Regions from separate parts of the Homo sapiens genome. Here region 2 is linked to region 1. The links are chromatin loops, found by intact Hi-C in ENCODE. Cell type or tissue: CD14-positive monocyte. All regions are shown on one strand. Links, peaks and the distances in the headings refer to the core of each region. The heading gives the core; the rest is flanking DNA. Region 1 overlaps TBC1D1 (TBC1 domain family member 1). Region 2 has its middle 7.5 kb from the start of LINC01258.

Region 1 (12,433 bases), core at 2,040-10,039:
AGCTGGGCCTTGCCTCCCCAGGGACTTCCCACCAGCAGCCACGTCACAGTGGCGACCTTCGCCACCCCGCCCTTATTTTCCTTCTTTCTTCAGTATTGTGGGGAAACTGTCAGTGCTCACAGGAACATGGAGCTGAAAGGGACACTGGAAAATGACTTAGCTCAACTCCCCCTCTCTTCCCAGATGTGGAAACTGAAGCTTAAAGAGGTCCGACGTCACATTTTCTGGGCACTTACTATGTGCTGGGCAGTGTGCTTTACAAGTACCCCACTGATTTCATCTTCACCACCAACGGATAAGCTAGGAATTGGTTTTATCCCTCCACGGCAAGACATGGGACACAGAGCTAATTAGGTGGTGAATCCAGGACTAGAACTTGGCTGGCTCATCCTAATGCCTTGGGGTAATGGACACAAAAGCAAAGAGGAAAAGGAGCAGGCAACTGATGATGCCAGCCCTGGTACTAACTACCAGGAAATGGGCAAGCTCCTCGACCACCCCTCTGTGTCAGTTTCCTCATTCATAAATCACCGATAATAATAGCATCCACCCCCCACAGCTTTGTTGTGGGGATTAAATGAAAAATCCTTGAGAGCACTTAAAAACAGTACTTAGACAAGAGTAAGTGCTGAATTCCTATTAATATCATGATCTATTTTGTTCTAAAAAAGATAATCTATTTGGCAAAATCTTTCTGTTGCTTAGACTTCTTCGCAATCAGACTGGGGTTGGGGATAAAAAAGAAAGTTGATTTACTGAAGAATACTGGAGAAGAGAAACCTGTTCTATGAAGAAAATGCCAACATTTTCCCAGGGGCTCCTCGCAACAATAGGAGGCCCGGGGTCACCGTCTTGCTGTGTCCAGGGCCCATGGTCACGTAGAAATAGGGTGGGAGAGGGGTGGGGTTTTGGCCTTTCTTTGTCTGGCTGACTCTCCTCTGTCAATGCTCAGTTCCAAGGTCATGCCCTCGGAGACGGCTTCCTCCTGCTGCACCTGCCCCGAGGGACCCCAGACGCCTCCTCTGTGGCCTATAGCACCATGGCGCCCTGAGCACAGAAAACAAACACAAGAGAAGCTCCGAGAAGCAGGAGGCCAGGGAGCCTGGAGCGTCTCAGGGAAGACTGGGCAGAAAGGAGAGAAGTCAAAGAGGTCTGGGACAGCCTATGAGGGGCCAGCAACGAACACGCAGAGTGGAAGGAAACAAGCAGGCCCCGGGAGCCACGCAACTCTCGACCCAAGGGATTGGGACTCAGCTCCTTTAAAGAGTTTATTCTTAAATTATGCAAAACTATCATAAAACTTCACATATACTTCATATATAGATATCTGACACTTTCATATAACTTTCTACATATAAAACCTTATAAGAAACATATCATAAGGTGTTTATCCCTCCCCTACCTTCCTGTGACCAATCATGCATTCAATTCATCGCAGAACAGTGATGAAAGAAAACCAAGCTCCACCCCTAAGGAGACAGCTGAGCAGGCCAACTTCCAGGTCTGTGTGCCAAGGGGTCAAGGGCAGCCCATAAGGTGGCGAGAGTGCAGAGGGCGGCTGTGCAGGTCCAACCTCAGAAGAGATGATCCCAAGTGAGACGTTCGTCGGGGTGAGGAGGGGTGGGAGTGGGGAAAGGGGAAAGGTCCAGTGCTGAGTTCTGACACACGACTGGGAAGGAGATGCGGGGCAGTCCCACCTTGGCAAGTGTGGGAATTAAAAGAAAGCAGCATGATGAATTTGATGACTGCAAGTAGTTCCCCACGGGGCCCAGCGAAGGGACAGGGAGTGCCTGCAGATGCTAAGAGGTGGGTCAGGTCAGGTGGTCAGAAGGAAAAGGGCCTCCTGTGCTGGGCAAGGCCACCATCCTGACCACACTCTGAAGAAGAGGTGAAAAACAGCAGAGAGTGCATGGGCAGTAACCACATGGAGTTACCCTGACTGCTGCCCACACTTAACCCTGTGATCTCATCCACGTGGATTTTTTTTAAAAGATGTCAGACCACCCAACATTGGTCGTTTACATTGTTCACTCTGTGATTACAGCTGCTGGTCAAACCTACTCAGCTTGGACCTCACTGTGGGCACAGAGGTCAGGACATCTGACCACTCCCTCCAGCAGCACAGGGGTCACAGCTGACAGAACCTAGACCATGAGTTCAGTCTACGGGAGAAGTTCTCAAAATGTGGTCCCCACACGAGCTTCAGCCTCAACACCACCTGGGAGCTTGTTAGAAATGCAAATTCTTGGTCCCACCCCAAACCTACTGGATCAAAAACTCTGGGGTAGATCCAGCAACCTGGATTTGAACAATTGGGAAATTCTAATGCACACAAAAGGTTGAATCTCTGGCCTTTGGCGTTCAGCACTTTTTTAGCCACTTACTTTACATTACAGTTACCTTAATTGGATATTTCACGTTATGTGACACTAGGGAACAAAGGTACCTTTTAAATACATTGTTTTAAATTAATTAAGCAATGACTCTACCCATTATGGATGGATGACCTGACCATTAAATAGAGTTTTAAAATGTAATATAACTTGCTTTTTTTTTTTGAGATGGAGTCTCGCTCTTGTTGCCCAGGCTGGACTGCAATGGCACAATCTTGGCTCATTGCAACCTCCGCCTTCCAGGGTTCAAGTGATTCCCTTGCCTCAGCCTCCCAAGTAGCTGCAATTATGGGTGCACACCACCACACCTGGCTAATTTTTTTGTATTTTAAGTAGAGATGAGGTTTCACCACGTTGACCAAGTCAGGTGTCGAACTCCTGATCTCAGGTGATCTGCCCGCCTCGGCCTCCCAACGTGCTGGGATACAGGCATGAGCCACCACACCTGGCCATATCACCATGTTTTTCAAACACCAGTCAAGTCGCACTTTCATCTTTGTCAAAGGCAAAGTTCAAAGCCAAAGACTGAACTAAATACCATTTTCTTAAGAATGTATTAAGGGGCCGCTCCCTGCTAATCCAGATCAACAACCTACACTATTACAGCAATAACAAATTTCCTTCCAGAAAACTTCCAGATCTGAACATAGTCAGAGACAGACTGATGACTCACCTAACATAAACAGAAAAATATACTACTAAAAGCTAAGATCACGATTTCTCAACCCACATCATTTAGGCATCTACAGAAAAGCAGCTCATTACAACCCAGCTTTCAACCCCTCCACCGTGGGAGCCTCCCCTCCAGCCCTGGCCTCCTCAGCCCAGGGTACTCCGGGCTGTCACACCCTGCTGAGAAAGGTGGGCTCAGTATCTCAGGGCCTTTCTGCTTCTGTTTCTACTGAGACATGGTGAAAAGAAAAGCAAGCCAACTTCCTCACCCTCAAATCTCCCCTAACAAAGTGTTATGAGGGTCAAAACTAGACCTGGAAAGAGAAAAGTGGCTATGTTACAGAGAAACAGCTATTAAACTATACCCCGTGAAGCTCTGGTTGCAAAGTCCATGCAGGAAGCCAGGGAGTGGAGAATGGAGCTCGGGCTGCTCTAATAAAATCATAGGGACTGGGTGGCTTAAACAACACACATTTGTTTCTCACAGTTCTGGAGGGGAAGTCCAAGATCAGGGTGGCAGTACAAGTGTATTCTAGTGAGAGCCCTCTCTCTTCCTGACTTGCAGAGAGCTTCCTTCTTGCTGTATCCTCACAGGGTGAAGAGAGAGGAAGCTCTGGGGTCTCTACCTCTTTTTGGGATGACAGTAATCCCATTCATGAGGGCTTCACTCACACAATCTCATCTAAACTTAATCACCTCCCAAGGGCCTCCCTTCAAACACCATAACACTGTGCATTAGGGCTTCAACATAGGAATTTTGGGGGGACACAAATGTTCAGTCCATAGCAGGAGCAAATCTGATTCCAAGCTACCCCATCCCTAAAACAAAGCAGGTTTGATTTAACGTTTTACAGAGCCTCTGACAACTTCCCTTTTAAAAAAGTTCAATCTGTACCTAAGAAAAAAGGAATATGTTTAAAGCCCAGGAAACAAGGCTTTATTACGATGGAAAGGCATGGGATGGCCTTGAGCTGAGCCTCAATGGATTGGCACAATTCAGAATTTTTTTGAAGCGGGAGGGAAGGCCTGGGGGTGCCAGAAAGGGATTTGTTTGAGCAAAGTCACCAAGTACTCTGGCTCAGAGCTGTCCTTTCTTTTGAATTCACAGCACTTGCTTTCTATGTCATTAACGTGGCCACCGACCTGTGCTGCTGTGCGGCACCTTTCATCTTTGCTGTTCTTTAACTTTAAGCCAGGTCCTGGGATCGGACTTGAAAGTGGACTCTAGCGTCTGGTCTGCTTTCATCCCGCTTCCTCACCCAGACTTCTTCCTTGTCAACACAGGACAACCTGACCTACCCCATCGCAGGAAGCAGATTTAGAATACTACTTCCAACCCACCCCAGTTCCACTGCACCAACCCAGGGTGACGCATAACATGTGCTTCCGAGTCCCTGGATTATCATGGAGTGCAATGCCAGCACTTGACATAAAAGCCCAACATCTAATTAAAATCGCTTGAACATCCAGAAGACAAGGGAGAGGGGAAAAAAGGATGACGACGGCTCCCCAGACTCAAGACTTGAGAAATTACAGGCTTTTAATGTAAAATCAGACAAAATTCATTGAAGGCAAAAAAAAAAAAAAAAAATTAAGGTTTTGTGAAAGAACCAAAAGTCAAGGTATAATTTCTGCCATATGACATTTATAATATAGATGGGCAGATTTCATATATTTAATTTGTACTTAAACAATATTTATTAAGCTTGGGATAGAAAAGGATCATTTTATCCTGATAAGAGTTTCAACCCCAAAATTATTAAGGTTTATGCCACAAAATAGCATTTGCATCAATAAAAGATAACAAAAACCCTTTAGGAATTTTAAAAGACTCTTCTCCTCAATAGCTGCAGCTTTCCAATTCAGAACCTTGAACTTAGTAGACGCAGCATTTCCCCATCCTTTCTTCTCTCTTGGCAGCTGTCTTCCTTACAAGACTTGTACGCTCCTTTGTCTAGCATTTGATCCACTTTCAACCCAATACCTAGAACAATGCTTTTACATACAACTGCACACTCAGTATAGTTGTATGTTAAATAGCATGCAATACATCTATCTCATGTCAGAGGCAGGGATATCTTACCTGCAAATTTTAGATCCTCATTAAGAGCTATCATCCTCTGATGATGTGATGACAAAGGCTATTACAGAAAGAACCATCCTAAGAGGTAGAAGGAACAGCTATTACAGCCACTGAGGTCTGAAAAACGGAGCCTAAATCTGAGTGGCAGCCAGGAAACAGGAAGGTATGAGCTCCACTGTGGAAGGAGAGAGAACTCAGATACAGGAGCCTGGAATCTGGAGTTACTGGTAAAATAATACAACAGTGGCACAAATGGCAATTTCAAGAAAAGGAGCCCAATTTTTCCCTCTCGGGCCCAGGAGATGGTTTTTAGGTATGTTGGCTGGCTGGGGTTTTTTTTCCTCCTGAAAAAAATATTTTGGTTGGTGGCAGAGAAACTGTAAACACTAATATATCTATCTATATATTTATCTAAGGAAAAAAAAAGTTACCTATAATCCTACCTCCCTAAGATAAGCATTCTTGATATTTTCATATCTTCTCTCTGGTCTATTTTTGGATTTTCACTCTATGAATAAATGTAACTTCCATTCTATATTCTAGGTTTTCATCAGCAGTGTGTCGTGTGTACCTCCAAGGTCTGGAACCACCCTTAAGACATCAATGGGATGCAGATGCTGAAGTGCCTAAGCATGCCCAAGTAGGAATAGGGCTCAGAAGACGGGTGCGGGAGGATCATGACCCCAGTCTCACATAAAGGGATCAGGGCCAGACATGCGCACTTGGGATTTAATGTGGTTTGGCTATGTCACCACCAATTCTCATCTTGAATTGTAGTTCTCATAATCCCCATGTCATGGGAGGGACCAGGCAGAGATAATTTAATCATGGGGGCAGTTTCCCCCATCCTGTTCTCATGATAGTGAGTTAGTTCTCATGAGATCTGATGGTTTTATAAAGGGCTTTCCCCCCTTTTGCTCGGCACTTCTCTCTCCTGCTGCCATGTGAAGGACATGTTTGCTTCCCCTTCCACCACGATTGTAAGTTTCCTGAGGTCTCCCCAGCCATGCTGAACTGTGAGTCAACCTCTTTCCTTTATAAATTACCCAGTCTCAGGTATGTTTTTATTAGCAGTGTGAGAACGGACTAATACAGGACTTATCTCCAGAGAAGTCCCATTGGAAACTATTCAACCAGAAATAATCAACAAGCAAGGTGCCATCACAGCTCTGTAATTTACAGAGAAGAGCTGGTTAGACATTTAGTAGAATGAAACATGTGACCAAGGGAAAAAAAACAAAAAGAGAAAGGAGGAGGAAAGGTCCCAGAGGCATGTACAGGTGACTGTCAAAGGCATCAAGAAAACCGTGATGGGGGTTCTGCTTGCACAGCTGTCCTGAAGTGAGACTCTGTGACCTGGCCGATGACAAGAGATAAACTACTATAGGCTCCAGTTATAAACTTTGCTGTCCTCCACCCTCCCTCCTCTCATGCATCTGTGACTAAAATATCTAACCCCACCCATCCCATTACACAATGCTTATCTGGACGTGATCTGAGTTCAGAATCCATTAAAGGAAGCCCATGACTTAAAAATTAGGAAATACTTTTGTGCTTTGCGGAGGAGAGGGGATGGGGAAGTCCTCAAGATGAAACAAAAAGTTTAAAATAGTGAACCAATTCTTCTCCCAACCCAACACAATGTTCGCTGAGTTATATGTGGAAATGTGACCTTTCCACCTGGAAAACCCCAGCCTCACTGCTTTCCTTTGAAGGGCCCATATCCTGAAAGAAATCAACTTGGGAAGTAGCATACTTTTTAGGTATCCATGACTCTTAGGCAAGTGGGGAACTCGGGTTTGTGTTAAGTTTCAGGCTTCAATGTTCTCATGTAGTAGAAAATGAAAACAGACGACATGATCATCAAGATCTCTTGAAAGTCAGTACACTGACATAAATTTACAATCCCAATAGATTTCAAACACTTTAATCCATTTTATGACTTAAAGTGGACAAGTTCAAATGCTCCTTGAAAACTGTTTTTGTGGTAAGCAAATTTCTTAAACATTACCACAATTTACTTGGACTAAAAACATCATTAAAGAGGTAATATTTCCTTTCAAAAGTCTCTACTGACTGTGGCCAGGCGCGGTGGCTCACGCCTGTAATCCCAGCACTTTGGGAGACCAAGGCAGGCGGATGACGAGGTCAGGAGTTCAAGACTAGTCTGGACAACATGGCAAAACCCTGTCTCTACTAAAAATACAAAAATTAGCCAAGTATGGTGGCGCGTGCCTGCAATCCCAGCTACTCGGGAGGCTGAGGCAGGAGAATCATTTGAACCCGGAGGCAGAGGTTGCAGCGAGCCAAGATTGGGCCACTGCACTCCAGCCTGGGTGACAGAGCAAGAATTTGTCTCAAAAAAAAAAAAAAAGAGAGAGAGACTAAGAAAGTCTCTACTGACCATAACTGAATATGGCAAATCCCAGCACACACAGCTTCCATGTGGCATCATTAAGAATCAAGAGTTGTTACATGGGACCAAATATTCAACCCCAAGACAGAAACAGGGGAGGCAGGAGAAGTCGGCTGCTTTGATTAAATGAAGTAATTCAGTAAAAAATTTGCATATTTACCACTCTGAAGGAGAGATACTTTTCTAAACATCCAGGCCCAACATAGAAAATCGAGTGCTGCACACTCAGCTTAAAAGTTGTGCCTTAAATTCTGAGGGCCAGCACAGGGGAAATCGATCCTTCCAAGCCTGGTCATTGTGTGCTCAGATGGCCACGTTTCACCTCACTGCACTCGTCGCTTTCTGGGACATCGTGAAAACTGCATGTTGTTTAACCTTGTGTTGGGATGATTGTAAAGAGTGAAGCATCTATGACTAACTTCTTTACAATGATTCCCAGTCTTTGGTCTCTCCCCATCATGAGTTTTGAAAAGAACCTTCCCCTAAAGCCCCCAATGCCTGCTTTTCAGTATGGTTGGTTAGAGGTTTTTGCTGTCCCTCAATTCAGAGCCAGAGCTGCCCAGTGAGGTGTGCACCTGGGATGGGGCAGGAGCATCAAGCTGCTATCTCAGGAACCAGGTTTCCTCTGGCAGTGACTTCAGGATTTTACATGTACTTTGCCAAAAAGCTGAAGCAATTGTGCAAACTACCAGCAGCACACTATCCAAGAGGTTGAGAGAGATCCTTGGCAATGTGACCATCCTCCCTCTGCCACAGTCTCTGGTCATCCAAGAACATCCTTTTGGTTGTCTTAAAAGTCCACTGACATTAAAAATGAAGGCAGCCAAGGTGGATTTCAAGAATGGCTGCCATTCATGGAGGAGGCTCTTTTTACTTCCTTCAGCCCTTCTTCCTTCCTTCAGACCCCTATTAGGAATGGACCGGCTGCCTTCTCCTTACGTAACAAGCTCCTGTGGAGTGAGTGCTTCCTCACTGACTGCCCCAACACTCTTAACTACAAGGTGGGGCTATCATTATGCCGGCATTACACCGAAGAAACCAAGGCACAAATGGGACACACAGCTGCTTTTGGTCAAAAATGGAAGGGCCATGATTTAAGTTCAGGCCAGTCTGATTTAATAATCCATACTCAACAGTAGAAAATCAAATAACTCAATTAAAAAATGGGCAAAGGACTTGAGACTTGAAAAGACATTTCCCCAAATATGAAACATAAATGGCCGACCAGGACATGAAATGATGCCCAACCACATTAACTATGAAGGAAATCAAAACCACAATGAGATATTACCTCACGCTCACTAGGATGGCCATTATTTTATAATAAAAACTTACATATTTACCACTCCAAAGGAGGGATACTGTTCTAAACATCCAGGCCCAACACAGAAAATCAAGTGTAATCCAGAAGATTGATCCAGAAAATCTGCAATCCAGAAGATTACAAGTGTGGGTGAGGGTGTAGAGGAACTGGAGCCCTTGGGCACTGTTGGTGGGAATGTAAAATGGTACAGCAGCTGCAGAAAACAGTATGAGGGTTACTCACAGAACTACACTATGATCGATCCAGCAAACCCACTTCTGGGTACATATCCGAAAGAACTGAAAGCAGGATCTTGAAGAGACATTTGCACACCCATGTTCATAGCTGCAGTCTTCACAATAGCCAAAAGGTGGAAGGTGGAAGCAGATGAATGTCAACAGATGAATGAAGAAAATGTTAAATATACATACAACAGAATATAACTCAAAAAAAAGGCGGAAAAAAAAGAGAGAAATCCTGTCATATGCTACAACGTGAATGAACCTTGAGGACATTATGCTAAGCGAAATAAACCAGAAATAAGAAGACAAATACCATATGACTCTACTTAAATGAGTTATCTACAGTAGTCAAACTCAGAGAAACAGAAAGTAGAATGGTGGTTGCCAGGGGCTGGGAGAGGGGGAATAGGAGTTGTTTATTGGGCATAGAGTTTCAGTTTAACAAGATGAAAAATTCTGCAGATCCATTGCACAACAATGTGAATATACTTAACACTACTGAACTTTATACTTAAATATGGTTTAGATGGTAGTATTATGTTTATGTTTTTTACCACAATAAAAAATTTTTTTTAAATCTATACTCTTAACTGTGACACTACACTGACTCTCCAGCCAATCAGGCCTTTCTGAAATTTACATGACCCTTTTTCCTCTCAAATGGCTAAAAAGCCATTCACAGAAATATACATTATGATGGGAGTTATTAACCAGCACTGAGTTTCATTTTATTTTGCCTCATGACATACCAAGAAAACAAAAGGCCACAGGCCAAAATGAGGCAACAGAGAAAAGCTCACGGGGTCCACATTTAAAACTCTGGCCTCTCAGAAAATGTGGGTGGGCAGGAAAGTCATGATGTAAACGAAGCTCTGCGATTCCAAGGATATCCTCCCAAAGGTCACACCAATTCAAAACATGAAATCAGAACATTCCCAAACCCTGCCTCTCTGTCATACAGACGTGTGTCTCTCTCTCTCTCTAGGTGTACATAGTTTTCTGAGGGCTTGCACTTGTGCCTAATTTAGGCCCCAGCTCTCATTCATTATGCAATACTGCCTCTGATGAAACAAGACAGTTACTGCTAGCCCTATCTCACAAAGGAAGGAACAGGGGTGGGTAGCAGGCCCAAAGTCCCAGGGGAGGGAGACTGCTGTGGCACCAGCAGCCCAGACCCGCCCAACCCCAGGGCTCCTAACCAGGCTGCTCTGCAGTCGGCCAACACCAGGTGCTGACCCTAGACACTATTCCTAAATACAGTGCAAATCATGGCTCCTGGGGGTATGGTCTTTGAGCCTCAGTCTTCTCATCTGTAAAACGGAGCATTGGATTAAGAATCCCTTTTCTAACATAAAAGGCTCCAAATAATCTATCAATAATACCAAGTAGAATTTATTGAGCTCCACAGACTCAGGGTATTATGAGAGATTTAAGCAAACAGAAGAACTTTTCACCCTGCCATCTGAGAACCTACAGTGTGCCAAGGACTACAGAGACAGAACCACACCACTTCAGGAAGAGTAAAGCAGCAACGGCATGAGGCAGGAACCATTTCTGCCCTACAGTGGGTAACACAATGACAGATCACAATCAAAGTAGCTGTGGCAGTGGGCTGGAGTTTACATAAATATGGGGTGACCTAAGGCTAACTTACCTATTACAACTTCAAAAAACAGGTTTTAATTGTATAGGATGAGTAATGGGAGAAGATAACTTTGATGTCTTTTAAACCATCAAATATCGAAAAAGAGATATAAAAATGATGGGCTTTTAAATTTTTTATTAAATCCATTCCCAAACTATTCCTGAAACTATAAATATAACAAACTGAAATTTTACTTCTGCTAGATCTAGAGAAATGTAGACTCTCAACAAGCATTAGGCAACACAGTGCTTTTGGACACTTGGGGGCTCTTTCCCAGGGGTGGGTGGGGAGCAGGCAGGAAGTGACCATGGATGGCAAGGCTTCAGAGGCACCTGCAGCTGCAGCTGCCACAGTAAGAGCAGGGACAGGAGGGCCAAGAACAAAAGAAACCCTTCAGACAATGACCACTGTATCTGTACCTTTGGGGGCTTGATTTCTGCAAATCAAGGGTTCCATGTTCTCAGCTCAAATCACTGGTCATGCCAAGTTGAATAACTCCATAGAAGAAAAGGGGAAAAATCCCCAAACAATCATTTGCAGTTCCAGCCCACAAGAGAGAAGCAATTTTAAAACTGAGTCCATTTCCAACAAATCTGAATACTGGTTAGCATCATGATTCACAATGGAAGTATGTCTCCATCTTAAACTTCTATGAGAAGATGAGGTTTTCTAGAAAGACTAAATGTACTTCAAATGTTTCTCCCTTAATTAGAAATTAGTTTTTTCTACCAAAAAAGTCACTACAATACAAAATTGAAACAAAAGGCAAAAATATCACCTATCACCACATCTTCTTGCCACTTCTGTAGAATATCAATGCTCTCTTTGTATTCTTTCTCCATGTGTATGTTTTTTTTACATACTATAATCTCAGTAGATACAATAATTTTTATAGAAAAAATGCCCACATTTGGTAAATATTCCAAAATCATATACCCCTTTATACAAAAGAAACCAAGCACCATCTATGACCCAAACTCTGCACCAGGCCACTGTCCTCACCAAGCTTAAACTAGGATTTAGATATGAATCCCAAGTGTTTTCCATGGCTTGGCAAGATGTGGGCGATGCAGGAGCGTGTGAGGCCTCCCCATGGCCGGGTCATGCCGAAGGTCCACGTGGGAACCTGGCAACAGCTCTTCAGTCTCTCCTCTTCCAGCGACACCTGGACCATCTTTGGTTGTGTAGTCAGCCACATGACAACTATTTTGCTTTAAGAATCCCAAATTCTTATTACAGGATAAATATATTAATCAAATGTTGATCCTAGCAGAGGGATCTTTGACAGAAAGTTAGCCAGCTATCTGAGCACTTTAGTAATAAGAAATTCATGCCACTCACTCATGTACAATTTCACCTACTTTTAGATAACCACTAACTGTTACAAAGCTAGGGATTCTCATTACTTTCATTGTCCTGATTCTGCCTTCGGTTGACAAGCAATATAATTACCAAGAACACACCAACTTATGGTGGCTGGAGGCTATGCCCTCCCCCTCCAGCTCTGACCCTGCTCCACACCTCCCACAGCCCAGATAATGGCCTAGGACAGGGGTGGCCAATCTTTTGGCTTCCCTGAGCCACAGCAGAAGAAGAATTGTCTTGGGCCACACATAAAATACACTAACAATAGCTGATGAGCTGTAAAAAAACAAAACAAAACAAAACAAAAAACAGAA
Region 2 (12,433 bases), core at 3,002-11,001, 450 kb before region 1:
TGGAAGTCTGAGATTAGGGTGGCAGCATGGTTGGGGTCTGGTGAGGGCCGTCTTTTGGTTTGCAGGCTTCTTGCTGTATCCTCACATGATAGAAAGAAGGCAAGAGAGCTCTCTGGGGTCCCTTTTATTAGGGCACTAATCCCATTCATGAGGGTTCCACCCTCATGATCTAATCACACCCCAAAGATTCCACCTCCTAATACCATCACATTGGGGGTTAGATTTCAGCATATCAATTTTGGGGGGCACAAACATTCAGTCCATTGCAGGTGGTCAACACGAGGCCTGCCCCGGTAAAACCTGGGGGATGAAGGAACCGAGCAGTGGTTGAAAAGGGAGAAGAGAAGGAGTGAGAGAAATTTCCTAGGGGAAAGCTGAGGCTAAACTGAGGGCTGTGCCTTCCGATGGAAGGAGACCTCAGGAGTGAGCCATCGTGTCCTCCTCCGACCAGTCTCTGCCCCCAAAGAGATCAGACCAGAAACATCAGAGTAAGCTCCCCTTGATCTGCAGAGAAACTCAACTTTTGGTTTTTCCAGCTTTTCCCTTCACCAACCTCCTGCTCCTCTGGTAGAGGCAAAGGCTTCCTTGAGGCTGAAGTCCCCTCTTTTGCCTTCCATATATCATCATGTGACTGTCCCTGCAGTCCAGTCAGATTATCAGAATCTTGGTACCACCGTTCTCCCTGACTGCCTTTCCCTGAGAGGGGGCTGTGGGCATTTTTGGTCTAGGATACTGAGATGTATGGGGATGTTTCTGGGGAGAGTGCCATTCTCAGCCTAAAAGGTAGATCCTTTCTAAAGGACAAAGTTTTTTTGGCCCTGCGCTCTTCTTTCCTCTTCAAGCCTGAGGCGGGGTGGGTGGGGAGGGGAGGATGGGGCCCAGAGGGACATAGTCATCTTGTGATGAGAAGGCAGCTGATACAAGGATGAGAAGGAGGGGCCTCCTGCCAACAACATGAAGCAGAGCTGGAAAGCACTTGGATCCCTGACGACATTGTCCCTGATGATATCATGGAGAGCCCAGACGGGACCTGGACCAGTGTCCCAAAGATCCCCAAAGGGTGTGATCCTTGTGGTGTATCGGAACCTAGGAATATTACATTTTCATTATCAGGTGCTATACTTAATTTTTGAAATATTCTTTTGGAGACAAATATTTTGCTCAACATATTCTGATGTCTAAGGCAAATTAACGTTTTTGTGGTTAAAATTATTTAATTTTCTTTTTCTCAAACATGTATTAATATAGCTTAAAGATCAAATGGAAGTGGCGGATCAATGGGCTAGAAGACTGAGAACAATTTGAAGGACAAACCTGTATATCCAGCACTAACAATTCCTAACCACCCAAGCTAGGAACTCAGGGAGCTTCTAGTTCAGAGGTTCTCAGACTGTGTTACTCAGTGCCTTGGACCTCCCTAGAGGTGATTCTAGGCTGCCCTAGGGGGCTGCAGGGAAGCTGAGTGGATGGGCTCCAGCCCCACCCCTGTTCAACCAGAACACCTCCTCCCCACCTAAATCTCACCTTGAATTGTAATAATCCCCAGGTGTCAAGGGTGGGGCCAGGTGGAGATAACTGAATCATGGGGGTGGTTCCCCCGTACTGTTCTCATGGTAGTGAATAAGCCTCATGAGATCTGATGGTTTTATAAATAGGAGTTCTCCTGCACAAGCTCTCTTGCCTGCAGGCATGTAAGATGTGCCTTTGCTTCTCCTTTGCCTTCCACCATGATTGTGAGGCTTCCCCAGTCATATGGAACTGGGAGTCCATTAAACCTCTTTCCTTTATAAATTACCCAGTCTTGAGTATGTCTTTATTAGCAGCATGAGAACAGACTAATACACACTTGTAACAATTAATTCAGGAGAAAACTATGGGGAAGGTTTATGTTGTCAAATTAAATTCAAAATTTGTTGTTAAGTCAAAATTAAATTTTAAAACCATGTATCTGTTCTAACATCCTTATTTTATAAATAAGGAAGCTGACACCCAGCAAAATTCAAATGATCAAATGATTAAGTGGCAGACTCAACTTAGTTCCCAGTACCTCCCTTCCTGTTCCCACTATATTGTTATTATACCTAACAATGAATGCTCAGTTTTTACAGATAATGAGAGAGGGAGTTTCTGTCAAATGTTCATCTCTGTAAGACTAGATTTCTCTGGAATAGCTCACCATCCAGGAGCCTCACAGTAGACATGCCACAGGGCTTTAAGCCACAGCCACGAGAAAAAGGACATAATACAAATGAAAATTCCAGACATAGATGGACATCAGGTTTGGCTTGATCAGGGTTCTTACTCTGTAAGCTCTGTTCTCTTCTATAGGCTAACTCATACCGGTTTCCCTAGTTGCCTGTAGGGACAAGCATGGGAATCCTGAAATCCTGAAATAATCCTGACCTTTGTTCTGACTGGCATATCTATGAACTGATAACTACAGCAAGCCGTTTTCATTTATAAGGACAACTGTCATGGGTTCTTGTTGCCTGCCTAATATTCTCTTTGTCTTACCTGTGGTTATTCACAGTTTTAAAAGTATCTCTCTAACTGAATTATCTCATGTGATCTAGTGATAAATTTCCTGATTTTTCCCCATCTCTTTTTTCTGGGGAACCATAACCTGAAGTGTTTCTTCCTACCGCTGTGTGATTCTGGAGTTCCATGTTATGCCCCTTCAGTGCTGGCTTAATTTTTGACCTTGTCTGTATTAGTCAGGGTTGCCTAGAGGGACAAAACTAATAGGACAGATGTATGTTTATGAAGGGGAGGTTTATTAAGGAGTACTGACTCACACAATCACAAGGTGAGGTCCCACAATAGGCCATCTGCAAGCTGAGGAGCAAGGAAGCCAGTCTGAGTCCCAAAATCTCAGAAGTAGGGAAGCCAACAGTGCAGCCTTCAGTCTGTGGCCGAAGGCCTGATAGCCCTGGCAAATCACTGGTTGAAGTCCAAGAGTCCAAAAGCTGAAGAAGTTGGAGTCTGATGTTCAAGGGCAGGAAGCATCCAGCACGGGAGAAAGATGGAGGCTGGAAGACTCAGAGAGTCTGTTCATTCCACTTTCTTCTGCCCGCTTTATTCTAGCTACTGGCAGCTACTTGGATGGTGCCCACCCAGATTGCGGTGGGTCTGCCTCTCCCAGTCCACTGACTTCAAATGTTAATCTCCTTTGGTAACGCCCTCACGGACACACGCCGGAACAATACTTTGCATCCTTCAATCCAATCAAGTTGACAGTAGTAACCATCACATTGTCTAACCTGAAAACTTGAGTGGATTTGCTCAAAACTGCATTCACCATCCAAGTGATCTGGAGAGTGGCCTGTTTATCTTTTCTGACGGACGGGGTTGAGTTTATATTGCCTCAGCAGCATTTCTTGGGCATCCTCTCCGTGGAGATGACTGTGATGTGTGAGGCTGAGGTGTAGGGAAATAAGGAAAGCACCAGAGTGAGCTGATGTTGCTCAGGGGAACAAGTAACACCGGATCTCTCTGGCTTCAAACACTGTGTTTGCAGTCCCTCTACATCTTTGGCCAGGAGTGAGGAATTGGGAACAGAGCTGTGGATTATGTCCAGATTCTGAACTTTTGGAACATCCCTGTGCTTTCTATTTTGTCTGGATTAGTAGCAAATCCCTTAAATCAAAATGACCTGTGTCTTTGCTTCCAAAGGACAATACAAAAGGATAAAGTTGGCTTGGGGAAAGGAGACCTAAAACATGACTCAGGGAGGATGAGGAAGCACAGAAAAAGGGCTGAGAGCGGCCCCAGTGGAGGACTTAGAAACAGAAGGCCCGGATTCTCGACAGAGTTCCTGCTCCAGAGGGTATATAATGGGAGAAAAAGAGGGGAAGAGAGACAGATGGAGCCTCTTTGAGGATTTTAAGGAATATTTCAGTCAAAACACTACGCAGTTGGAGTTTCATTTGCAGGAAGTTAAACAAATAAATCAAAAGAAGAAAACCACACAAGCAATTTTTTTATGGGAGTGTATATATATATCTGTACATAATATTGTATTTGCTATAATAGCAAAAGCAAAAAGCATTTTGAATGAGGACAGAGGAATAATAAATAAACCAAAATATCAATACAATTGAAATTTTACGTATCCATTGTAAGAAACACAATGACTCTCTAGAACTGTGTTGGCCAAGTGGCATTGAAATTTGTGTTTGAATGAATTACAATGAAATAAAATAAAAGATTCAGTTCCTCAGTTACGCTAGCCTTATTTCAAGTGCTCAAAAGCAGCATGTGACTACTGTCATAGGTAACGAGCATTTTCATTATCGGAGAAAGTTCTATTGGATGGCCCTGCTCTAGAAAGCTGGGGAAGTGTTTACATGTGGCTGCTGTTCACATGAAGCAAAAAGTAGCATGAAAGGCAGCACATGTACCAACATACAAATTACATACATGCATACATAAAGATTAGTCGAGGCCAGGAAGCATTCAAATTATTTCCACCAGGGAGATCAATGCATCAGGTGGATTTACAAGTTACCTTTTAGCGTAGTCTAGGGTTCAATGACTAATACATAACGTTTTTGAAAACTTTCTTCAGGAAGCCAGTTGTAACTGAGGCTGCTGGGATGGACATCGAGAAGTGGTAGAGGAGGCATCAGGGGATGGAGTAAGGTTCTTGTGCTGGCTTTGTTGTGCTGGCTTTGTGACTAAAATAGCTCTGTGACCTCGTGAAAGTCACACTAACTCTCCTGGCCCCTTTTGTCAGATGATCTCTAAGGTCTCTTTCAATGTAAAGAAATGGGTATGTTTCTCTGTGTTCTTACTCACAGGGAGGGGAACATCACACACCGGGTCCCGTCGGGGGGTGGGGAGCAAGGGGAGGGAGAGCATTAGGACAAATATATAATACATGAGGGACTTAAAACCTAGATGATGGGTTGATGGGTGCAGCAAACCACCATGGCACATGTATACCTATGTAACAAACCTGCACGTTCTGCACATGTGTCCCAGAACTTAAAGTAAAACAATAACAAAAAAAGGTGTGTAGCTCCTCTCACACTCTCTCATGCTCCTTTTCCCACCGTGTGGAGATGCCTCACTCCCTGTTTTCCTTCTGCCATGATTGGAAGCTTCCTGATGCTTTCCCAGAAACAGAAGCCAGAAGCCGCTATGCTTCCTGTATAGTCTACAGAACTGTGAGGCAATTAAACCTCTTTCAGTTATAAATTAAAAAAAAAAAAAAGAGATGGATGTGTTTGTTTTCAAGTGGAGTAGGTTGTTCACAGGAGTTGGCGAGACAGGGGCGGGTTATCAGGTAGCAAGGGTCTGCAGTCTGGTCACAACCATGAATCCCAGGGACAAAGGAACAGAGGTAGAGGGATTCCAAGGACAGAGAAGCTGGTCAGTGACAAGATGGGAAATTTGTATTCCAGACACTTGGGGGCTGTAAGAAAAAGTGCATCTGTTTTTATTAGATGCTAGAAATGGCTTTGAACGGTATCTAAGTGAAACTGCAAACACAGCTGAGAAAATCCCAGCTCTGTCTGGTTCCTCAGAAACTCCACCCCCTCTTTCTCCGGAGGGCTCTCTAGTTACAAATGGCTCACTGAACACCCTCCCACTGGCTTGTTTCTAATACTCTGGAGTAAGACAATTCTTCCATTTGTTCAACTATTTCTCAGATGTCAGATCATAAAATTATACTTCTTGAAAATCACTTATTCTTGAACATTTCCTCTCTGAATTGATTTTACAGTTACAGCATTTTATGTAAATCATTTTACATTTCTTTCTTTCCTTCTTTTTTTAGAGACAGGTCTCTCTCTGTCAACCAGGCTACAGCTGGAGTGTAGTGGCACAATCATACTCACTGCAGCCTCTAACTCCTGGGCTCAAGTGATCCTCCTGCCTCAGCCTCCCAAGTAGCTGGGACTGCAGGCATGCACCACCATGCCCAGCTGCTTTTTAAAATTTTTTGTAGAGAAGGGCCTCTCTATGTTGCCCAGGCTGGACTCAAACTCCTGGCCTCAAGTGAGCCTCCTGCCTTAGCCTCTCCAAGTGCTGAGATTACAGGTGTGAGCCACTGGACCAGGCCTATTTCTTTTAAAAGTTTGAAGATAGATAGTATTTTAAGCCTTTGCCTTCCTTATATATTTTTCTATTAAACGTTGCATGGAGAAATGCTTCTGCTGAATAATCAAAATAATCATCCACCTTTATGATTTTTGATGCATAATAACATAATCTTCACATCTTAGATATGTATCATATATACTATGGTACACTTTCCTATTTATACTTTTCTTATACATTTAAAAAAACTACTGAATATGTACCTGTAAAACCCTTTAGTAATGCAAAGTGTATGTGTGAATTGGTGTACATGGATGTATGTGATCTATACATTCATTAAATAATGAACCACTTACTATACACCATGCCCTGTGGAAACTCAATGCTAAAAACTCATAATCCTTGTCTGCTAGGGATACTATATCAAATGGACATTGCCTTGATCATTTCTGAAAAGTCCCAAATTAGAAAAATATTGGATGTCAAAAGCATATCTTAAAGCCAGAGGCACAGAACTCAAAGGACTTTTCTCTTATAAAAATTTTATATCTTTAATACAAGTTGTCTTCCCAAAATGACTGAATGTATACTATACCTCAGATATAACTAGATTTAGTATAAGTTAATTCAGTTTACCAATACATTTATGGTTTACTTTGTGAGAAACTAGAATCCAAAAGTGAGTAAGACCTATCTCCTGCTCGCAAGCAACACATAGTCTGGTAGGTGAGGCAAACCGGTAAACACATGACTGCCAGCAGGCACAGTGGGCGCAGAGTCACTCAGGAAGGCTTCATGGAGAGTGCTGGTCACCTATGCACCAAGTACGTGGTGTTGCTAAGCGACAAACCAGGAAGCCCGGAGCACATTTCCCACTGACTGAGCTCTCGCAGTAGAAGAGGAAGGTTCTGCCTGTCCTGCTCTTCTGATCTGCTGATCAGGTGTGGAGTAGCACCAGCTTCAAGGTGGTAGGTCCATGGCCCAGAGCACAGGCTGAATGACTTGTCAAACCAGGACTTCCTGCCAACGCAATTCTGCAGGCTAACTTCCTGTTTTTGTTTTTGCTGTTTTTCTTTTTTCATCAGGAACCAGGCAGGGGAGCTTGGTTTTCTTCCACTGACACCACCATCGATTTCTTCCCTTCTTTGGCCCATTGTGCAGCTGAGAGAGGCCCAAGAAACTCATTAAGAGCTTCCCACTGCCTTCAGGATACCATGTAACCTCCCTTCAGGGCTGGGTCTCATCCACCTCTTCATCTTGCCCTCAGCCAGGCCCCATAATGTTCTCTGTGCTGCAGCCATGCCACACTCCTTGTGGTTCCTCAGACATGCCACACTCTTCAGCCTTTTCTCCAATCTCTTTTACATGCTCTTCCTTTGCCCGAAAATAATTTCCCTCCTACTCTTGGCCTGCTGAAGCCTCGTCAAGCTTCAGGCCTCAGCGTGCATGTCATTTCCTCAGGAAGGTCTTTGCTGGCCGCTACGATGAGGTAGCTCCTAGATGACCCAGCACTTCCCTTATCTGAGTCCTCATTAAACCTCATGGTGACCTTTCTTCTCCAAGCTGCAGGGGAGGGCACAGACCACATCTGACTGGCTCATCCTTGTATTTCCAGGGCCGGCCTATAATTTGGTGGATTCAGGTCCAGCTTCCTGGGTGGGGGACCTGTGGAGTTACACAGGGACTCATGCTTAGACAGGTGGCTTTAATGCTTGGCTTAATGCTGCTGTCATCTAGAAAGTTCTTTTTTCGTTTTCTTTTTTTTTTTTTTTTTGAGACAGGGTCTAGCTCTGTCGCCCAGTCTGGAGTGCAGTGGCACCATCTCGGCTCACTGCAACATCTGCCTCCCGGGTTCAAATGATTCTCTTGCCTCAGTCTCTCGAGTAGCTGGGATTACAGGTGCCCACCACCAGGCCTGGCTAATTTTTTGTATTTTTAGTAGAGACGGGGTTTCACTATGTTGGCCAGGCTGGTCTTAAACTCCTGACCTCAAGTGATCTGCCCACCTTGGCCTCCCAAAGTGCTCAGATTACTCGAGTGAGCCACTGTGCCTGGCTGCTATCTAGAAAAGTCTTAATTTTTGAACAAGAGGCCCCATATTTTCATTGTGCACTGAGCCTCACATATTATGAAACTGATACTACATGGATGAATAAATAAATCAATGGATATGTATTAATCCTTACAATATATTGAGCCAAGGAAATTAAAGCTTCTGAAGGTCTCATTTTGAACAAGATAGAATAATTTAGCAAAAGTTGCAATGTATTATGCAGATGCCTTTATGATCTATTTTGCTATTTTTCACATACTATTTGTTCATATGAGAAAAGAGAAGCTTTACCTGAAAGATATGTATTGTCTGTTCTGTGAGATGTATATCCATTAAAAATTATATTTTATTCAACTACAACCATTATGAATTTAAAAAAGAGAAAAAAGAAGTCCAGAATGACTTGCTTTGTCTTATTCATTATAACTGGAAAGAAAGGTACAACTTCTTAAGAAAGAAAAAGAAGCAGGAAAAATTTTGCAAATAATGTTACCTAGATGTCTATCTCTGTAGGATTGAATGAATATCAGCAGAAATATCTGTTTGGGTAGTAAATGCAATATTAGAAAAGAATGAATCTCAAAGGAGAAAGATGCAAGATATGGCTATTTCATTCATAAACCCAAGGATGTCATTCAAGAGAGGCCATTTCTGGGCTTTGAACTTTTAAGGCTTGCAGAGAACTTCCTGGTAAGCATTGTGAAGGCAGCCAAGGAGTGTCTTAGTTAGTTCAAGCTGCTGTAACAAAGTGCTATAGACTTTAAAATGGTAGAAATTTGCTTCTCACAGTTCTGGAGGCTGGGAATTCCAAGACCAAGGCACTAGCAGATTTGGTGATTGGTGAGGGCCCATCTCCTCACAGATGGTGCCTTCTCACTGTGTCCTCATGTGGTAGAAGGGGATATGGAACTTCCTCAGGCCTCTTTTCTAAGGGCATTAGCTCTATTCATGACAGTTCCACCCTCATGACTTAATCACCCCCCAAAGACCTCACCTTCTAATACCATCACTGTGGGGTGGGGGGTGCGGTGGGTGGGGTTAGGATTTCAACATGTGAATTTTGGAGAGACACAAACATTCAGATCACAGCAGGGGTCATCTAATAATTTTTTAAGGGTTTCTCTGAGCCACCACTACCATCTCTAGCAGGAAGCAATGGCTGTTTTTACCTTCTTTGATGGATTGTGAAGAAGGCAGCTCATTGCACAGGGGAGGGTGGGAAGGTAAATTCCAACACAACTGGGCCCGGAGCCTCTATACCATTTGAGAAGCTGATTTATTTCTCATTCGTATGGTCAAGAGGACCAGCTCCTCCAACTATGATGATCTATCTATGCTGATTACTTGCTGTGTGATTCCGCTCTTCAGCTCTCAGCTTTCTCATCCATAAAACAGGGTAGATAAAGGCTTTATATAACACCTCCCACCTGTCTTTCGAGTACCCAAGTCTCCACCAAAGGACAGGTCTTTCCTTGTTCCTGGGCATGTGGAAACCCACATCCTGATCTCATCCTCTGGATTTATCCTCACCAAGTCCCCATTTGCCAATTCCTGAAGCCATTATTATTATTATTATTATTATTTTTGAGACACAGTCTCGTTCTGTCACCCACGCTGCAGTGCAGTGGCATGATCTTGGCTCACTGCAAGCTCCGCCTCCCGGGCTCACGCCATTCTCCTGCCTCAGCCTCCCAAGTAGCTGGGACTACAGGTGCCCACCACCATGCCTGGCTAATTTTTTTGTATTTTTTTTAGAAGAGATGCGGTTTCACCGTGTTAGCCAGGATGGTCTCGATCTCCTGACCTCGTGATCTGCCCACCTCGGCCTCCCAAAGTGCTGGGATTACAGGTGTGAGCCACTGTGCCCGGCCTCCTGAACCCATTCTTTCTTGTACATGCTGTTATCTTTGTCTGTGTGTCCTACTGAACACTCTCCCTTCACTTTCCACACTTCCTTGATTTCCCTACCTAATCCCTCTCATCCTTCAAGAGGTTAAATTCCACCCTACCCAGAGCTCTCTGGAGCGGCACCCTCCACCCCACGTTCTGCAAGATCAAGCATGGAGACACCTGTGTGCTCCCACATCACGTGCTTGCTTCTGCCCTGGCTCTCATTACACTGTATTGTCATTGTCTATTTCCTTGTTTGTTTCCCTCAGGAGTCCCAGGGTTCTTTGCGGGCCTGGACTCTGCCTCTTCAACATCTAACACAGTCACTGGGACATAATAGGTGTCCAATTCATGTTTGTAGAATGAATGAAGCAAGGAAGGAGTGAATGAAGGCCTCGTTTTCACCAGTTGTCTTTTAGAAAGCCTCCTGGAGGAATAGGGAAGGTCAAGTGGTAGAAGCTGCCTGACTGGTGGGAGAAAGGCTGTCTCTGCCCTCAGCTGGCCATTCTGCATGGCCTAAGCCCAGCTGGCCCAGTTCACAGTGCCCTGTGGGCAGTAGCACCAGAAGGCATCAGGGAGCTCCTTGTATTTTATTGACCTCCTGTGCATTTGCTGGGATGTCCTCACCATGTCTTGGTGGGATTGGCAGTAGGAAGTAGGGGAGGGGAGTAATTCTCCTCACTTGATGTACCTTCTGCCAGGCTGACAGGATTCTTCCTGCAGATAGAATATGATAGAGACATGATCACCAGGCTTGGCCAGGACAGTGACGTACATGGTGAAGTCACGTATCCAGTGAATGTTCATTGAGTGCCTGCTTTGAGCTGGACATTCAGCTGGTGCTAACTGGTTATAGAGTAGCCAGCACAATACCTGGCCTCAAGGAGCTAATAGTCTGTTCAGAGAGCCGGACCGTGAACGGAATATTATAGTGAAATTATAATTAGGTAACCCTTTTTCCCCCCTCAAGGTCTAAACAGCTAAAGAAGCCCAAATCCCTGCTTTTATGAAAATAGAAACATCAAGCTGAGATCAGGAATTTTAAAATTAACCAAGTCCTTTTATTTACATGATCCTTAGACCTCATGAGTCAAGTATAATTGTCTTCCTTTCAGATAAGAAAACTGAGGCTTAGAGACATTAAGCAATTTGCTTAAAGTCACCTAATTTTCAGGGGTGTCTTGGGACCAGTACCATTCAGATTATTCTCCTAAACCTACTCCTGTATTTTCCATTTTCCAGAAGGCTTGGTGCTTAGGAAGCCAATTCTGAGGCTTTTTAAGGTCCTGAGTTGCCTTTGAAATGATCAAAGAGACAGTTAGACTCAATATGGTTAAGTTATAAATGCGTTTTCTGAGTTTTGATTCTTTGCAAATTAGCCATCCATGGAGGGCACGTGACATAACGGGAGCAGGTCTTGGCACAAAGGCAGGAACTGCAGCAGGGAGGTGGGTGGGCAGGGAGCGAGGGAGATGAGATGCGGGGCTCCTCTGAGCATGGGGAGTGACCTGAGGCTCTGCTCGGGCTGCAGAGGCCAGGCTGGGGAAGGAGGCCCGGTGGCCTGAGGCATAGTGGTCAAAGGACAGTGCATACTCAGGCAAAGTTAAGACCAGCATCGGCACCAATTGGCATTAGTGAGTGTAATTCAGCCATTGGGAACCAGCCAGGATACTAATCTGTGGCCCCAAGCTCAGCAGCCAGTGCAGCCAGGTGAGCTGTACAGCCCAGTGGGAGGAGAAGCTCACCCTCCTTCAGAGGAGATAGGCACCAAGGCGGGGAGAGACCATCCTAGAAGGAGGAAGAGAGATTGGGACATGGCTCCGGATTATTGAGCAGGCTGTGATGTGGGGGATGAGGACACAAGAAAAGAACCAACATTCACTGATCACCTACTCTGTGCCAAATGATTTTACATGCATCATCTCCAGTTCTTTCAACAGTCCTGTGAGGGGGTATTAGTGTCCCCACTTTACAGGTAAGGTCACAATTTGCCAGCGGTCACAGAGTAATCAGAGGCCATAGCAGAGGCAGAATCTGAGCACAAACCTTCCTGACTCTTTGCCCCCAACACAGGGTGGGCAGGAGTTCCCCAAGGGGCTCCAGGACTCCCAGGATGCACACAGTCCAACTCTGGTTGACTTTGTGCCTAAACTCTTCTTTTTTTTTTTTGAGACAGAGTTGACCTGTCACCCAGGCTGGAGTGCAGTGGCACGATCTTGGCTTACTGCAACCACCGCCTCCTGGAGTCAAGCGATTCTCCTGCCTCAGCCTTTTGAGTAGCTGGGATTACAGGCACCCGCCACCACGCCCAGCTAATTTTTGAATTTTTAGTAAGGTGAGGTATCACCATGTTGGCCAGGCTGGTCTTGAACTCCTGACCTCAAGTGATCTGCCAGCCTTGGCCTCCCAAAGTGCTGGAATTATAAGTGTAAGCCAGTGCGCCTG

The links. Hi-C counts contacts between places; a loop is a spot of excess contacts. Peaks named below come from ENCODE experiments on the same cell type or tissue, not always from the same donor. Only the 100,000 strongest peaks of a DNase experiment are listed, where the experiment ranks them.
Region 2: a loop joins it to region 1, with 4 times the contacts of the local background. A loop is called at or near these places in 4 of 110 quality-filtered maps.

The regions. Positions count from the first base shown.
Region 1 is chr4:38,069,854-38,082,286 of GRCh38, reverse strand. All of the region lies in intron 14 of TBC1D1 (TBC1 domain family member 1), which reads right to left. Among named protein-coding and RNA genes, the nearest start is that of PTTG2, 120 kb to the right of the region's middle. RefSeq lists enhancers at 3,125-3,234, 3,335-3,504, 5,950-6,159. In CD14-positive monocyte, for the core only: no CTCF peak of the experiment used is centred there; DNase peaks (open chromatin) are centred at 3,066, 3,586, 6,026, 6,686 and 2 weaker places; H3K4me3 peaks cover 4,928 bases; H3K27ac peaks cover 7,904 bases.
Region 2 is chr4:38,524,422-38,536,854 of GRCh38, reverse strand. No RefSeq gene overlaps it. Among named protein-coding and RNA genes, the nearest start is that of LINC01258, 7.5 kb to the right of the region's middle. RefSeq lists an enhancer at 7,218-7,447. In CD14-positive monocyte, for the core only: no CTCF peak of the experiment used is centred there; DNase peaks (open chromatin) are centred at 7,044 and 7,524; H3K4me3 peaks cover 1,272 bases; H3K27ac peaks cover 3,089 bases.